Regions from separate parts of the Mus musculus genome. Here region 1 is linked to region 2. A link is a loop called in an ENCODE intact Hi-C map of the cell type or tissue named here. Cell type or tissue: left cerebral cortex. All regions are shown on one strand.

Evidence for each region. Peaks named below come from ENCODE experiments on the same cell type or tissue, not always from the same donor. Only the 100,000 strongest peaks of a DNase experiment are listed, where the experiment ranks them.
Region 1: it touches region 2 in a loop (4-fold over the local background); 3 of 42 quality-filtered maps call a loop at or near these places.

Annotation. Positions count from the first base shown.
Region 1 is chr16:9,465,206-9,473,205 of GRCm38, forward strand. No RefSeq gene overlaps it. Among named protein-coding and RNA genes, the nearest start is that of Gm41418, 190 kb to the left of the region's middle. In left cerebral cortex, a CTCF peak has its summit at 4,365 (motif pointing right); DNase peaks (open chromatin) are centred at 3,733, 4,342 and 5,508.
Region 2 is chr16:9,990,722-9,998,721 of GRCm38, forward strand. Grin2a (glutamate receptor, ionotropic, NMDA2A (epsilon 1)) reads right to left here and starts at 5,092. Exons shown (of 14, transcript NM_008170.4): 1 at 4,102-5,092; 2 at 3,338-3,528; 3 at 1,399-1,830. The coding sequence starts at 1,812. Gm30668 (a long non-coding RNA gene) reads right to left here. Exons shown (of 3, transcript XR_384651.2): 3 at 6,488-6,729. In left cerebral cortex, CTCF peaks have their summits at 1,707, 3,179 (motif pointing left) and 7,421 (motif pointing left); DNase peaks (open chromatin) are centred at 835, 1,200, 1,434, 1,677 and 7 more places; H3K4me3 peaks cover 5,544 bases; H3K27ac peaks cover 5,332 bases.

The DNA of each region.
Region 1 (8,000 bases), 530 kb before region 2:
TTCAGCAGACCCAGTTTTGCAAAATTCAGATAATAACTTCTGGTCAGGTCCCATAATGAGAGCATCAAAGGAAAGTAAAGGGTGCTTTCTGTTTGTAATGCCCTTGAAATTCTTTTGAGGATGAAAAAATGAGTGGATGCATTCTAGCATTTATTATCTCATTCAGTGGACAGAATAAGCCTCACAGTCACCTAACATCACTGTGTGCATGAGAATCCCGAGTCCAAAATCAGCTAACTATCTCTATGTCCTAAATTTTAAAATCTGCCTGCCTGCCTGCCTGTGTCTGTGACTGTGTCTGTGTCTGTGTCTGTGTCTGTGTCTGTGTCTGTGTGTCTGTGTCTGTGTCTGTGTCTGTGTCTGTGTCTGTGTCTGTGTCGGTCTGTGTCTGTGTCTGTGTCTGTGTCTGTGTCTGTGTCTGTGTGTCTGTGTCTGTGTCTGTGTCTGTGTGTCTGTGTCTGTGTGTCTGTGTCTGTGTCTGTGTGTCTGTGTCTGTGTCTGTGTCTGTGTGTCTGTGTCTGTGTCTGTGTGTCTGTGTCTGTGTGTCTGTGTCTGTGTGTCTGTGTCTGTGTGTCTGTGTCTGTGTGTCTGTGTCTGTGTGTCTGTGTCTGTGTCTGTGTCTGTGTCTGTGTGTCTGTGTCTGTCTCTGTGTCTGTGTCTGTGTGTCTGTGTCTGTGTCTGTGTGTCTGTGTCTGTGTGTCTGTGTGTCTGTGTCTGTGTCTGTGTGTCTGTGTCTGTGTCTGTGTCTGTGTCTGTGTCTGTGTGTCTGTGTCTGTCTCTGTGTCTGTGTCTGTGTGTCTGTGTCTGTGTCTGTGTCTGTGTGTCTGTGTCTGTGTCTGTGTGTCTGTGTCTGTGTGTCTGTGTCTGTGTCTGTGTGTCTGTGTCTGTGTGTCTGTGTCTGTGTGTCTGTGTCTGTGACTATGTCTGTGTCTGTGTCTCTGTCCCTGTCTCTGTGTCTGTGTCTGTCTTTTTGTCCCAGTCTCTGTCTCTGTCTCTCTCTCTCCCTCTCTCTTTCTTGTGTGTGTGCTCATGCGCACATGTATATTTGTGTGTATGAGTATGGAAACAGGGTCTACTGTGCTTGCTGAATATGCTAGGCTAGATGGCTTGGAAGCTACTGGTGATCTTCCTGTCTCTTACCTCACCACAGTAGTGCTAAGATTTCAGAAGTACCCTACCACCCACTGCTTCATGAGCGTTGACCAGGAACTGGACTAGGGTCCTCACATGGGCATGACAAGCACTTTACTGGTTATACCACCCCCAGGATTATTCTACACATTTAATAGCTACACTATAGGCTTCCCTGTCTACAACAAGCTATGTGTGTCTAGGGGCTGGGCGTTCTGTCCTCAAGGAGCCTGTGCCTGCCTGATTTGCACTGGAGGAAGTCAGTGTCCTTGAAATAAATCCAGCACTTTCATTCATCAGCCATAATCTTGGACAAGTGACTTGACTTTTCAGAACATCATTTCTCATCTGTAAATTTGGGGGAGCTATGGTGGATCTACAGAGATGTGTGAAAGTTGCTAATTAAATGTGTATACAGCATATGGCAGGATTTCAATGTCAACTCCAAGAGGCAAGTTATTCTAAGGTGCATCTTCCTGGGCAAACATCTCATTATTTCTAAGAACATTTATTTCTCTTGGTTCTGACACTTTGGACTCTCCAAGTGTCTCTTCTGGCCTCCATGGCAGAGCTCCTCCATCCCTACTGTAAGTTGGAATGACTTACACGGGCACAGTCATCTGCTCTGAACACTGTTTAATATCGTCATGTTATCATCTGCCTTCAAAGCTTTGGTTTGAATATGAAATACCCCACAGACTCATGTTGGAACACTTGCTCCTTAGTTTATGGTGACATTCTGAAGGGTGGGGGTCCCTGAGGACACGTGGCCTGGCTGGTGGAAGAAGGGCACAAGGGTTGGGCTTTTGAAGATTCACATTTTGTGTCTCAGTCAGTTGTCATGTGAGCCATCAGTGTAACACACTTCTGCTGCCATGGGCAGAACAGCGCCACAATGCCTTCCCTTCCATGATAGCATAAGCTTCCCCACCCACTTAATTAAATTTATCGGGTATTTGGTCACCACAGCATGAAAGTTACTAATAATTTTGAAATATCTTCTATATTTGTGTATTTTCCTTGAGTTCTCAGTCTCCTTTGACTACATTTTAAGCTCTATAAAAACATAAACTCTGAACTTGCTGGGGTTGTAGCTAATATGTATTTACTGAGATTAGTGAACCGGTTAACTAATACACACAAGGTACAGCTCAGCTGCAAGACACAGGAGTGATCTAAGCAATAATGAAACTAGCAAGTCATACCATTTTTCCATGATAACAAAGCAAGCAATATCAGTTCACACCAGTGACATCAGAATGAATACTCTGTGTGGGAGATCATAAAGTTACCTACTGAGTTAGTCTTCTTTCCATCACTGTGACAAAACATGGAGAGAACTTTGAGGGTTCTAGAAGTACCTTCTGTGCTTGTGTATCTTTCCCTTGAATTCTCAGTAGTTTTCTAAGCTTATAAGAACATGTTATCTGGCTGACTTGACTTCATTTGATCTACATCTGAACTCAGGGCTGCCTGCTTGGACCTTGGCTTCAGAGCTTTAAACCCATGTTTATCATTTAGCCTGTGCTGGGGTAAAATGTCATGGGAAGCATGTGGTGAAAGTTGCTCACCTCATGAGGGCAGGAAGAGAGAAGGGATGGAGAGAGAGAGAGAGAGAGAGAGAGAGAGAGAGAGAGAGAGAGAGAGAGAGAGAGAGAGAGAGAAAGAGAGAGAGAGAGAGAGATCTTTATTTAGAACAAAATAGTTCTCTCAAGCCCTGTTTGCTAATCTATGAAGGCATCAGTGAATTGATCCACCAACAAGGACACCTCATAGTCCAATACCTTCTCGCAAATGCTCTGCATCTTGATTTCACACTAGAAAACTCAGCCTTTGAAACCCAAGATTTTGAGGGTACACTAAATTGCAGACCATAACACCCCTTTCAAAGAACTTGGGAAGAATATATTTGAAAATTCCTGAGGCAGTTGGTGTCTTGAGGTGGTGTCAAGTATAACAAATACTGTTTACTCTAATTCCCCGTGTAGTTTGTAAGAATACATAAGGCTTGTTGTACTGGGCCTGCAGTGTGGAATCAAAAGTGATGTTTGGGGAAGAATTGTTTTATTCCGGGTTCTCTAATATATATATTATACACACATAGATATGCACATATATACATTCTATTAATATATACATATATACATACACATATTTAATACTTATTGGATATATTTTACAAGGCGCAGTTAGGATAATTCAACAATGGCTGTCTCACCCTGGAGAGGCTGAGAGATCTCAGCAGTCCCCATCTGGTATTGAAGACATGGAGGGTGTCTGGAGAGCGACTTCAGTGTACTTCAGAACCCTAAAGATGCTGCTTCTAACAGCAGTGAAGGAATGTTAAAGCATCAGGATAGACAGACTTTCCAGCAAGAGTAAGGACAGGCATGCAAAAAGCAGTTTTCTTCCATGTTCTTTTATCTGGGCTGCTACCAGAAGGTGCCACCCACATTTAGGGTGGGTCTGCCTGCTTTAGCTAATCTGATCAAGAAAGACACACACAGGTGAGCCCAGCAGATTGTGTTTTAGCTGATTCCAGATATAGTCAAGTTGACAACCAAGATTAGCCATCACTGGGGTATTTATAACCTACTTTGCACACGTATATAACAGGGATTGAAGCAGAACTCGAGAAGGGGTTCAGCCCTGTCTCCCTGTGTCTCTCTTTGTGTGAGGTACGGAAGACACAGATTAGCCATGGGTATAAAGGAGGACTCTAAGTAGGGAAAGCTGACATTCTCAAACGCCATGTGGTGTGCTGTCCTGTCAGATTCCTCCAGTGTCTTGCTGCTACCTGTGACATCTGTGGGTCTGCAGAATCCACACTTCTGATGCTACCCCAGCTCTTCTGAATAGGATATATCTGTGTCTGCAGAGTCCCCCGATGACTTGCATATGGGCTGATGTCTGAGGAGCACGTCACACAAAAGGGCTCAGTGTCCTCTCTCATCTGAATCTTGCCTTGGTCTCAGTTCCCTACAGACTACCAGGCAGGCAAGGGGACAGACCAGGAGGAGGGAGTGCTGAAGCCTCTTTGAGCTTGCTTCACTTGGCCACTGACCATCAGTCTATAGAGTCCCACAAACACCTGAGCAGCCTGGGACAGAGATAAAGTCCTTCGTTGTGAGATTGGCTAAAAGATTGTGGTGCCCAGTGTGTGATGGTCTGTATCAAGTGTCAAGGTAAGATTTTGACATTTCATTTATTCTTTGGTAAAGACTCATGGAACACATCCTATAGACCAATAGAGGGAGACATAGAGCGTGATGAAGGATGGCAACAGTCTCCAGCCAAGCTCTGCCAGTTCCTAGCTGGGTAACGTTCCTTAGGTCACTAGGCTTCTCTAAGCTCCATCTCCTGTAAAATCAGGCCAATGACAGTTGCTGCTTTTTAGGGTGAGTCTATAATTGATCGAAACTTTGTATACCAATTTGGGTTACATAATAATTAGTGAATGAATATTAGGTGCATCTGCTGCCCCCTCCCATCCTGCCAGCTGCCTGGGCAGTGGTTCTCATTCTTGGCTGTCTCCATAACAAAGCTACTAGTGTGCTTTTCACATGTAGACTGTGGTTACATACAAGGCCTACTAAAACCTGATCTTTGGGGGTAAAAGCCAGACATTGTGTGTGTGTGTGTGTGTGTGTGTGTGTGTGTGTGTGTGTGTGTGTGTTTGTCCTACAGAGGCCAAAGGTATCAGATTCCCCTGGAGCTAGACTTACAGACAGTATCCTGGGACCTCATGTCCTTTTGAAGAACAGCCCATACTTTCTCCATGAGTCATTCCCCATCTCTCACTCTCCATCTTAATTTCTTAGATAGGGCCTCACTCATGGACCTCAGATCTTGCTGATTCAGCTAGACTGGCTGTCCTGTCACCTCTTGGATCTGCCTGTCTTTGCCTTTCTGGCACTGGGAATGCAGGTTGATACTGCCACACCCTGCATCAGCATTTCATAAATTGTTCTCCGGCAATTCCTAAATCTATCTAGGACACATCCCATGTCATGGAATCCTTCAGGGAAACCTGATGTTCTGATGGGAGAGTGCCATCTTCTGAAGTCCTCCATGTGAAGATGTCCTGGTAGCTACAGACTGTGCCATTGTGCACAGAGAGCCAACAGAAAGCAGCAGGAATGGCGGAGCTTTGGGTGCATCTAGTACAACAGGCACTCAAAGTGAGGAAACTCGACCCATACAAGTTTTCTTACTTTACTAGAAAGATCACCACTGTGTATGACTCATGCTGGCACACAGTTGATTCTCACAGCCAGAAAGCAAGTAGGTAACCACATCTCAGCCTGACACCAACGACTGATGGCCTAAGGAGGTCCTGAGTGCCCATTAACCTCTCCATGTCTTGTCTTACTCCTTTTTGAGACTGGGTAACTGATGGTTTTTACAGGGCCTGCCAGATGGTGAAAAGAAAAGCTGTTGTCACCCATCTCAAAGAAGTGTTAGAAGATTCAATTAAATGTAGAAGTGCAGACACAGCCTGCAGTCCAGTCGAATGTGTGCAGTGAGCACAATTCAGGGCCGGGCCACTATGCTATCTATCACTTAAGTATTCATGTCTCCTGGGAGTCTTCTTGGTCAAATAGTTAATTTTGTGTGTACATATGTGAGTGTGTGTGTGTATGTGTATGTCTGTGTGAACACTTAAACCTACTTGTGTGTGTATGCTCATGTGCACACTTATGCATACTTATTTGTGCTTGTATGTGTATGTATGCGTGTGTGCGTGTCCACACTTGGGTGTACTCGTACATGTATGTGTGTGCCAGTAGTCAATAGCAGGTGTCTTCTTCAGTCACTCTCCACTTTATTTTTTGAAACAGCCTCTCTCAGTGAATCTGGAGCTAACCAATTAGATTGACTGACTGGCCATCAAACTCCCCGGATCTTCCAGTGCCCTGCCCCCTACATACATCCCAGTGCTAGGCCTATGGTGAACATTGCAGGGCTTTTATGGAGATCAGATTCAGGTTCTCATGCTTGCTTCTTGTAAGCACTTTACCAACTGTGTCATCTTTCCAGTCTTGATCAAGTCCTTAGTTAATTCAAAGATCACACCAAGAATTCCTGGGAAAACTGGCTACTTGTGTCAGTGAGTTCAGTTGCTTCCTTCCCAGTGATATGTTCAAGTTTTATTTATTTATTTATTTATTTATTTATTTATTTATTTATTTATTTATATTTTAATTAGGTATTTTCTTCATTTACATTTCCAATGCTATCCGAAAAGTCCCACATACCCCCCCTACCCCCTCCCACTCCGACTTCTTGGCACTGGCGTTCCCCTGTACTGAGGCATATAAAGTTTGCAAGACCAATGGGCCTCTCTTTCCACTGATGGCCGACTAGGCCATCTTCTGGTACATATGAAGCTAGAGACATGAGCTCCGGGGGGTACTGGTTAGTTCATATTGTTGTTCCATCTATAGGGTTGCAGACCCCTTTAACTCCTTGGGTACTTTCTCTAGCTCCTCCATTGGGGGCCCTGTGATCCATCCAATAGCTGACTGTGAGCATCCACTTCTGTGTTTGTTAGGCCCCAGTATAGCCTCACAAGAGACAGCTATATAAGGGTCCTTCCAGCAAAATCTTGCTAGTGTGTGCAATGGTGTCAGTGTTTGGAGGCTGATTAGGGGCTGGATCCCTTGATATGGTAGTCTCTAGATGGTCCATCCTTTCGTCTCAGCTCCAAACTTTGTCTCTGTAACTCTTTCCATGGGTGTTTTGTTCCCAATTCTAAGAAGGGGCAAAGTGTCCACACCTTTGTCTTCATTCTTCTTGAGTTACACGTGTTTTGCAAATTGTATCTTGTATCTTGGGTATTCTAAGTTTCTGGGCTAATATCCACTTATCAGTGAGTACATATTATGTGAGTTCTTTTGTGATTAGGTTACCTCACTCAGGATGATGCCTTCCAGGTCCATCTATTTGCCTAGGAATTTCATAAATTCATTCTTTTTAATAGCTGAGTAGTACTCCATTGTGTAAATGTACCACATTTTCTGTATCCATTCCTCTGTTGAGGGGCATCTGACTATTACAAAAAAGGCTGCTATGAACATAGTTGAGCATGTGTCCTTCTTACCGGTTGGAACATCTTCTGGATATACGCCCAGGAAAGGTATTGTGGGATCCTCTGGTAGTACTATGTCCATTTTTCTGAGGAACCACCAGACTGATTTCCAGAGTGGTTGTACAAGCTTGCAATTCCACCAAAAATGGAGGAGCGTTCCTCTTTCTCCACATCCTCGCCAGCATCTGCTGTCACTTGAATTTTTGATCTTAGCCATTCTGGCTGGTGTGAGGTGGAATCTCAGGGTTGTTTTGATTTGCATTTCCCTTATGATTAAGTATGCTGAATATTTTTTCAGGTGCTTCTCAGCCATTCGGTATTCCTCAGGTGAGAATTCTTTGTTTAGCTCTGAGCCCCACTTTTTAATGGGGTTATTTGATTTTCTGAAGTCCACCTTCTTCAGTTCTTTATATATATTGGATATTAGTCCCCTATCTGATTTAGGATAGGTAAAGATCCTTTCCCAATCTGTTGGTGACCTTTTTGTCTTATTGACAGTGTCTTTTGCCTTACAAAAGCTTTGCAATTTTATGAGGTCCTATTTGTCTATTCTCTATCTTACAGCACAAGCCATTGTTGTTCTATTCAGGAATTTTTCCCCTGTGCCCATATCTTCTAGGCTTTTCCACATTTTCTCCTGTATAAGTTTCAGTGTCTCTGGTTTTATGTGGAGTTCCTTAATCCACTTAGATTTGACCTTAGTACAAGGAGATAGAAATGGATCAATTCGCATTCTTCTACAGTTGTGCCAGCACCATTTGTTGAAAATGCTGTCTTT
Region 2 (8,000 bases):
CTAACAGCCCTGTGCATTGGCCACTTTGTCTGAGAGTTTCGGGTGTTCTAGCAATGCTAAGGTCCTACGCAGTTCTGATATGACCAGAACACTGTAAGCAGAATCCAGTCATCCCCTGCTTTCACTAGACCAGTGAAGGAGCCCTCTGAAGCAGAGAGGGGACTGTGCCCTCCCATGAAGGTCCTGCTAGCAAGGGCTATTTGGAATCAATGTTCAATCAGATACTGGACCAGCAGTGTTTTCACTGCTTGTGCCACAGCCCAGGAGACCCAGGAGGGTCACTGAGCACTGAACAGAGATGAACTGCAGTGTTTTAAGACAGACAAAAGGAAAGTGCTGTGACAAATATCCACCCATTCTCCAGTTTTAGCCTGCTACCTAGGGAGCCCTCTCCAGCTGCCAGCATTAAATATAAGCACCCAAGCCCTCCTGAGGCATCTGTGGGGTTGTGGCGCTCTCTCTCTCTCTCTCTCTCTCTCTCTCTCTCTCTCTCTCTCTCTCTCTCGTTTCTCCCTCACAGCTTCCTTCCATCTCTGGCCTTCAGCATCATTCCTAGCAAGTTCTCCTAACATCCTATTCAGCCGGCAAACCTCTTCTCCAAGCCAGTGCCCCAAAGAAAGCCAAGAAAGTCAGACACATTTTCTCTCATCTCTGAAAGTCAACTTCCATACTAAGATCCATCTTCCAAAACTTTCCATTTGAAAATCTTCGGAAGCCCTGTAGTGACTTCGTCAGCCCACGTAAGAGCTACAGAAGGGAACCTCCAGGCTCTCCAACATCCTGGGCCTGGAGTTACTTCTCTGCACACATTCCTCTCCCTAGAGCAGAGTTTCGCCCACATGCCTCTAGCCCTAGGGCTCTTGGTCTCCCACCTCCACTCCTTAAGTCTAGGCTAGCACAAATCTGTCCGCTTTCGCGTTTTTTTTTTTTTCTAAAAACCTCAATACCCATCTTTAGGTTTTGTTTGTTTAAGTAGTAGCAGGTTTAATCACTTTACCGAAGAGAGAAAAGTGGAGATTCTGGTAAACCTGGCACTGTAGGAATGGGGCCATATTGACCCGAGTGTTCCCACACTTGTCTTTGAGCTCCTTGAAAACATCCAAACATTCCATCACCACCCACTGGCCTACTGTTGTGTTTTCTGTCCTCATCCTGGAACACCAAGGAGCATCTGAGTACCCCATCTTCAAAACCAAAAGCAAAGGGTTTCCATCATGTCTGGGTCAGACAGACACCGAGCAATTCTCACAAAGGTCAGAGGCCACTTAACCTGCTTTCGAATTGAGTATATGTGTACAACTGAATAGGAGATGTACCCCACCCCACCCCCGCGAGGTGGCTGCCATTTGTAGAACAACCCCTCCAGGACCCTGGCAGTCCATCTCCTCCTGGCCTTACCTTGTCAGCCATGATCATAGATGCACCCCCATGAATGCCCAAGATGGGGATGAAAGTCTGTGAGGAGATAAAATCCAGCATCTGAGCCACAGCCTCTTGGTCCGTATCATCTCCAAACACCAAGCCATGGATGCGCGCCCCGGACATGAGGTCGCACACATGCGTGATGAGGCTCTTAGGGTCAGTGCGGTTCATCAATAACGCCACCACGTTCACATCCAGGGGCAAGCCGGTTGCCTGCTCCGGGCCCCACAGATTTCGAAGTTCGCGTTCTGTCACGTCGTGGCTGTGACCCAGCAGCACCGCAATGTTCAGCGCTGGAGTACCCTTCTCCGCCGCCGCGTTCTGCGCCGGACCGTGCCAGACCAGAAGGGCCGGCAATACCAGCAAGGTCCAGTAGCCCAGTCTGCCCATGGTCGCCACTTAGGGTCCCTGTAAGGTGGAGGAGAGCGAGAGGCAGGTGGTGGTCAGTGAGGGGCCCAGGAAACAGGATAGACTGCCCCTGCACCCGCTCTGAGAGTCGAATGTGAAACCCGACACCAGCTCTGACTGTTTTTGTCACTCTTTAGAATACTCATCCTTGATGCCATCCACATTCTTCGACCCATGTCCATCTCCACGTATCAGTCCAAGCCGAGCTATTTTGCCATCCCTGTCCCCAAGCCCATCCTGGCATCCTCCTTCCTTCTCTCTTGTCTCCAGCTGACTCCCTCAATCCCATCTGGGTCCAAATTCCACACAAGATTCCCCAAATTTGACGCAGACAACAGCTCCTAGGCTCCCAGAGAGCCATGAACCCCACTACCACCCACAATCAGAAGCCCAGGCCAAGCCCTCTTTGCAACCCTCTCTCTCCGCAAGTGCGTGGACCAAGTTATCGACCCCGCCCCCTGCTCAGGAGCAGCGAACTCCGGACTAGCCCTAGCGTGAGAGGCGGTGCCTGCATACTGCAGCCTGAGTCTGTGGCGAGCCTACAGGGTTAACTGACCCCACCCCCTGGGAGCTCGCCCAGTGCGCCACGGAGCTCGCCCAGTGCGCCACAGACCTTGCTCCTTTAGTGGCACCCACCAGCTGCAGATCCCGCACCCCCCCCCCATGCGAGGGTTACAACAAGCGCTTGAAAGTGTAGGTGCTCTTTGTGACCCCGGGCTCTCAGGTGCACAGGGGAACTTGAGGCCGGACTCCCCACCACTACCTTGCTGGGAGAAGCTCTATGTCAAGCCTCCCTGGACCCGCCCCCTACACACGGGTACGCACAAGCAACATACAATCTCATGCCGTGTGAAATGCTGAATTCTGGAGAGTAGGAGCTCTGCCTTCCACCCCCACCCTAACACCCCGCAAGTGGGCCAGCGCGTGGGAGCTGGCAAAGAACGTGCGGGGGTGGGGGTAGGCTCCCAAAAAGCTCTCAGATAGATGAGGAGTGTGCATCCCCTCCTCAGTCTTTCCACTGCAGACCCTGGAGCCAAATCTTAGATGCACGTGGGCAGTGGGCTGCACACGCTAACAGACACGCGCGCTTTTCTGCGCATATCCCCAGGCCGCCTTAGAGATGCCCACGGCCAGCTGGAGCCTTCAAACGTCCTCAGACGGTGTGCACACAAGCACTGTGCCAGGTGCACAACAGTGCTTGCCTGAAAATGCCTGTACGGTCGTGCACGCGTGTACAAGCGCGCGCCCTTCGGCTCGGGTGTTGTTGCACCCCGGGGGAAGTTGGGGCAAACTCCAGCCTTGGCTTTTTAGGGTGAGCAAGGTGGAGTGCAGGGCCGCAGCGCCACCTGGTGCTCCTCCAACGCCTCGCCATTGGGCTCTCCCTCTCCAGTTTTCTCTCCCTCGCTCTTTTCCCCCCATCTCCCTACTGAACCCTCTCCTCTCTCTTCACCGGTTGAGCCTATATCCTCCCAGGCCCGGGAAGTCCGTATCACCAACTAGGACGTACCTGTAGCCGGAGAAGGTGGAGGATGCAATGGGGCGTGCTGCGCGCACGAGCATCTCGGCCGCCTCAGCAGCCACCAGGTTTAGCGGGTTCCCGCATGCTGCGGCCCCTGCGTGCTCCCCTGGCTGTCCCGCGCTGTCCGCATCACCCCCACGGGGGGCGGCTATCCCAGCCGGAGGCTCTGCAGCAGGGCTCTAACCGGGGCGGAGGAGAGATGGAGAGGCAGGGTCAGCCCACCAGTGCTAAGGGAAGGTGGGGGGAGGGATGCAGTCTGCAGTGCTCACAGCCCCCTTATGCACCCTGGGGGCTCGACCAGAGAGGGAGCTGGAGCTTGGTGCCTATGACACCCTCGGTGCGGGTCTTCACTTCCTGTGGCTGATAACCAGAGCTCCTTTCAGGGACGCACCGGAGAGTGGAAGCCCCAGGTTGGCCACCCACGAGAAGCTTAGTGGGAACCTCCACCCTCACCCCCTACCACCACCTCGGCGCCCGGCTACTGGGAGTTGTGCGACCAGGAGCTGCTGAGCCTGGGGTGGGGGGTGGGGGGCAGGAAAGGAGGGGGCGCTGGCTGAGTTTGCTATGAGCCGGGAGGAGAAGAGGGGGAGGGAAGGACGCGGGCTCCCGCGGTCCCGGATCCCCGAGGGAGGTGTGATCACTCCCACGTAGCGACCCTCTTGTGCGTCCTGCCGCCCCCTCCTATCCATACCTTCCCCCCACCAGCTTCTCACAGGGCCCTCCCAGGCTCGGCGTCCCGCGCCAGCACTCACCGCAGCCTCTCTCCACATAGTTCTCAGCAGTGGCCACCCCTGGTCATCTCCAGGGCTGATTGCTGCCGCCGCGACTCTCAGAGCTCATCCGGCCCCATGCTCAGGCACAGCACCCCAGGAGCCTCTCTCCTAGAGCCCTGGCTCAGCTTTATGCTCCACTCCGGACAGCGGCTGCCAGGTCCTCTGAGCGCGCCTGGACACCCTCTCCGCAGTCCTGCTCCTGCTTGGCGTGCGTGAGTGTGTGAGTGTGTGTGTGTGAGTGAGTGTGGGAGCGCGCGCGCGCGTGTGGCCGGGGATCCCCGCGGTCCCTGGCGGAGAAGGGCGCAGGCAGAGGACCGCAGCTCCCTCCTGGCCCTTTCGCTGAAGGGCCAGCTCCGAGCTGGGCGTTCGGTTCCTCACTTGGTCAGCGGGAGCCCAGGAAAGAGCCTGGCCACCGCGGTTCACAACACTGGAGAAGCCAGGATCCTAGGGCACGCTTCTGCTGCGGTCGCCTAGGAGGATAGAGGAAAGCAGAGGCGCCCACCACAGCAACTTAGGACTTGTTCTCAGCCAGCGAGACGCAACGCAGCAACCCCCGCGCAATCCGACGTTGTTTGGAGCTCTGGTCCGCCTGCAGCCGCCCACCCCGGAGGCGGGCCAAGGCAGACCCCGCAGTCCCTAGGCGGCGACGCGGAGCGCGGCCACCCTCTTCTGGAGCGCACGGCGGCAGCGGAACAAGGCCGACCTAGGTGTCTGGCTGGTGACGGGGGGAGCTTGCGGTGGCGCGCAACCTTGGTGCTGAAACCACGCTCTCCGCCCGCTCCCGGGCGTCTGGTGCTGCTGAAGAATCAATTATTCAGATCTCTGCTACGGATTCCTCCTCCTCCAGTGCCTGGCGCTGGGTGCAGCAATCTCTGTTCCACGCAAGGCACGCCGACACGCACACACCCGCCCAGGATGCTTCTCTCAATGCCTCACCACCCTGATATGGGAACCCACTCTGATGTCAGAGAGCCGGGAGCTTAAAATCAGAAACATATATACTCTCTCCAAGCACAGACACGCGTGCGCGCGCGCATACACACACATACACACACAGACGCGCACCCACAGACACACATACACACTTGCTGCTTCCTTCTCTAAGTTGTTCGAGACAAAACGTAACCCTGTGGTTGCCTCTTCTAAGTCACCAGAACGGATAAGCCAAGAGCCTGGGGCTAACTGGCTGTGAAAACTGACTGGCTCCAATTCTAGCAGCTGGGCATGAGGCTCCTTGTTAGATGTCTACATTTGACCTTTGTACGGTCAGTCACTTGAATCCCAACACCTGTCTCTGCCTTTCTTCCCTTCCCTTGATGCCTCATGTCACCTGGATGTTTATGCTCCAAATGCATATGTTAAAATCCTAAGTATTAAGAGTACTGGCCTCCACAGTGATTAAGTCATAAGAATAGAATTGCATCCGGATCTTTATTTAAAAAAAAAAAAAAAAATCTCAGAGAGCTAGCCAGCTAGCCGGCTAGCCAGCTCCTAGCCCAGCCAGAAGCTGCCCCTAACAAACACAGAGCCTACTTCACCTTGTTCAGAGAACCAACTGTAAGAAACTTCTTGGACTCCTATACTGAGTAGTAGCTTTTGTTATTGCAGGTCTGCCAAACTCAGGAGTCACCCTCCTCCTTTAATGACTGATAATCTGAAAAAGCAGGCGAGCAACAGCAGTAAAAATAAATAAATAAATAAATAAATAAATAAATAAATAAATGCCATTTCTCAGGGTTATTTTGCAATAAAAAGACAATGGTCAAAGATTTAACAAAACCTGACACGTAGTAGGTACCCAAGAAAAAATGAGAGCCCTCTAAAGTAACTCATCCAGGGGGGATCGATATGGCTACAGAAAGGAGCCCCTGGTCCTGGAGACCCGTGGGTTTATTGTGGAGCTGATGTTGTGTGTGGAATACCCTGGGGTTTTACACAAAAGAAAACAAGGAAGCAGACAGAATCTGGACGGTAAAGGAAAAGGGGATGGGGGTGGGCAATGTGATACAACAGAGGCAGAAACTGGAGCAATGGTCCATTTACTGGGGCTGTGAATGGGCTGGACTGAGCCGGGCTAAGCTGGGCCTCTCTCTTGCATGGATATCATGCAAGACTCTGACCTGAGAACTTGAGAATGTTACACTGCCTTAGCTCAGATAAATGCACACCTGCAGCCCCAGCTACTAAGGAGGCTGTGCAGCCTAGGCAGAGCAAGCCCCATCTTTAAAAGCTATCTAGAGAACAAGCAAAGGCCTGAAACATAAATCATAAAGAATGAACACAGTGGGAAAACCAGGCCTAGTGGTGTGGCCAATGTGGCGACCGGGGTGGGGAAATCAAGTGCAGGGTACCCACGGGCAGCAGAGTGAGTTCAAGGCCAGCATGGGCAATTTATTGAGACCTTGCCTCAGAGTGAAAAGTGAAACCAAGGCTAAAGAGGGGGCTCCAGTGGCAGAAACTGTAATCTTGACTTCAAATGCCACATAGTAGCTGTGTTCCTTCTGTTGGCTGCACACAAATGCAACTCAGTGGTCACTGCATTGTTCACTGGCTTGTTCTCTAATGACAATGGATGGCTCAGAGTCTCACCCTTCTCTCTTCAAGTGCCTGGAGAAAAAACAAAAGCCTTTTTTATTCTCTTCTCTTCTTTTCTTTTCTTTCTTTCTTTTCTTTTTTTTCTTTCTTTTTCTTTCCTTCTTTCTTTCTTTCTTTCTTTTTGTACTTTTAAAAAGATTTATTTATGGGAAGAGAGTGTCACATGCCATGCCATGTGGAGGTCACAGGGCAATTTTCAGAAATCATTTGCTCCTTGCACCTTGCCGAGGCGGGGTCTGTCTTGTACTGTGCTGCTGTGTATCTTAGTCTGGCTGTCAGCTAAGCTTCCAGGGGCTACTTTTGTGTCTGCCTCCCATCTCACAGGAAAAGTGTTAATATTCCAGGTTCATACCACCATATCTGCCTTTTTACATTGGTTCCAAGGACAGAACTTGAGTTGTTAGGCTTGTGCGGTTGTGTGGTTAGTAATTTTTCCCATGGGACCATGTCTTTGGTCCCTGTTTATTTGCAATTACTGGATTGCTAGCTTTCTGTACAAATAAACACATTGGTGCCCAGTCTTCTCTAATAAACAGATGTGAGCTGTAGACTGTGGGGCTTTTAAATTTAGCATGCTGGGCTAGAGAGATGGCTCAGCCTCTTCTAGAAGACAGGGGTTCAGTTCCTGGCACCCATGGAAGGCAGCTCTCAATCACATTTAATGACAACTCCAGAGGGTCTAATGCCCTCTTCTGGCCTTCATGGGCATTGCACTCAGGAACACAAACCCACAACCAATATACACAAAATTTAAAGTAAAAATTTAAAATAAAAAAAACTTTAAAAAATATTCATGCTTACCTTATTCTATCAGAACACCAGATGTGGGGCCACAAACACATATTTTTGTTTTTGTTTTATTTTATTTAGGTTTTTTGGGTTTGAGTTTGGTTTTTGAGATGAAGTCTCTCTGGGCGTTGGTGGCGCACGCCTTTAATCCCAGCACTTGGGAGGCAGAGGCAGACGAATTTCTGGGTTTGAGGCCAACCTGGTCTACAGAGTGAGTTCCAGGACAGCCAGGGCTACACAGAGAAACCCTGCTCAAAAAAAAAAGAAGAAAAAGAAAAAGAAAAAGAAAAAGAAAAAGAAAAAGAAGAAAGGAAGGAAGGAAGGAAGGAAGGAAGGAAGGAAGGAAGGAAGGAAGGAAGAGAAAGAGATGAAGCCTCATGTATCTCAAGCTGGCCTAGAACTCACAGATATAATTGAGGATGCCCTTGAACTTATGGCCCTCCTATTCACACCTCTCAAGTGTTCAGATTACAAGTGCATGTGCCACCACATCT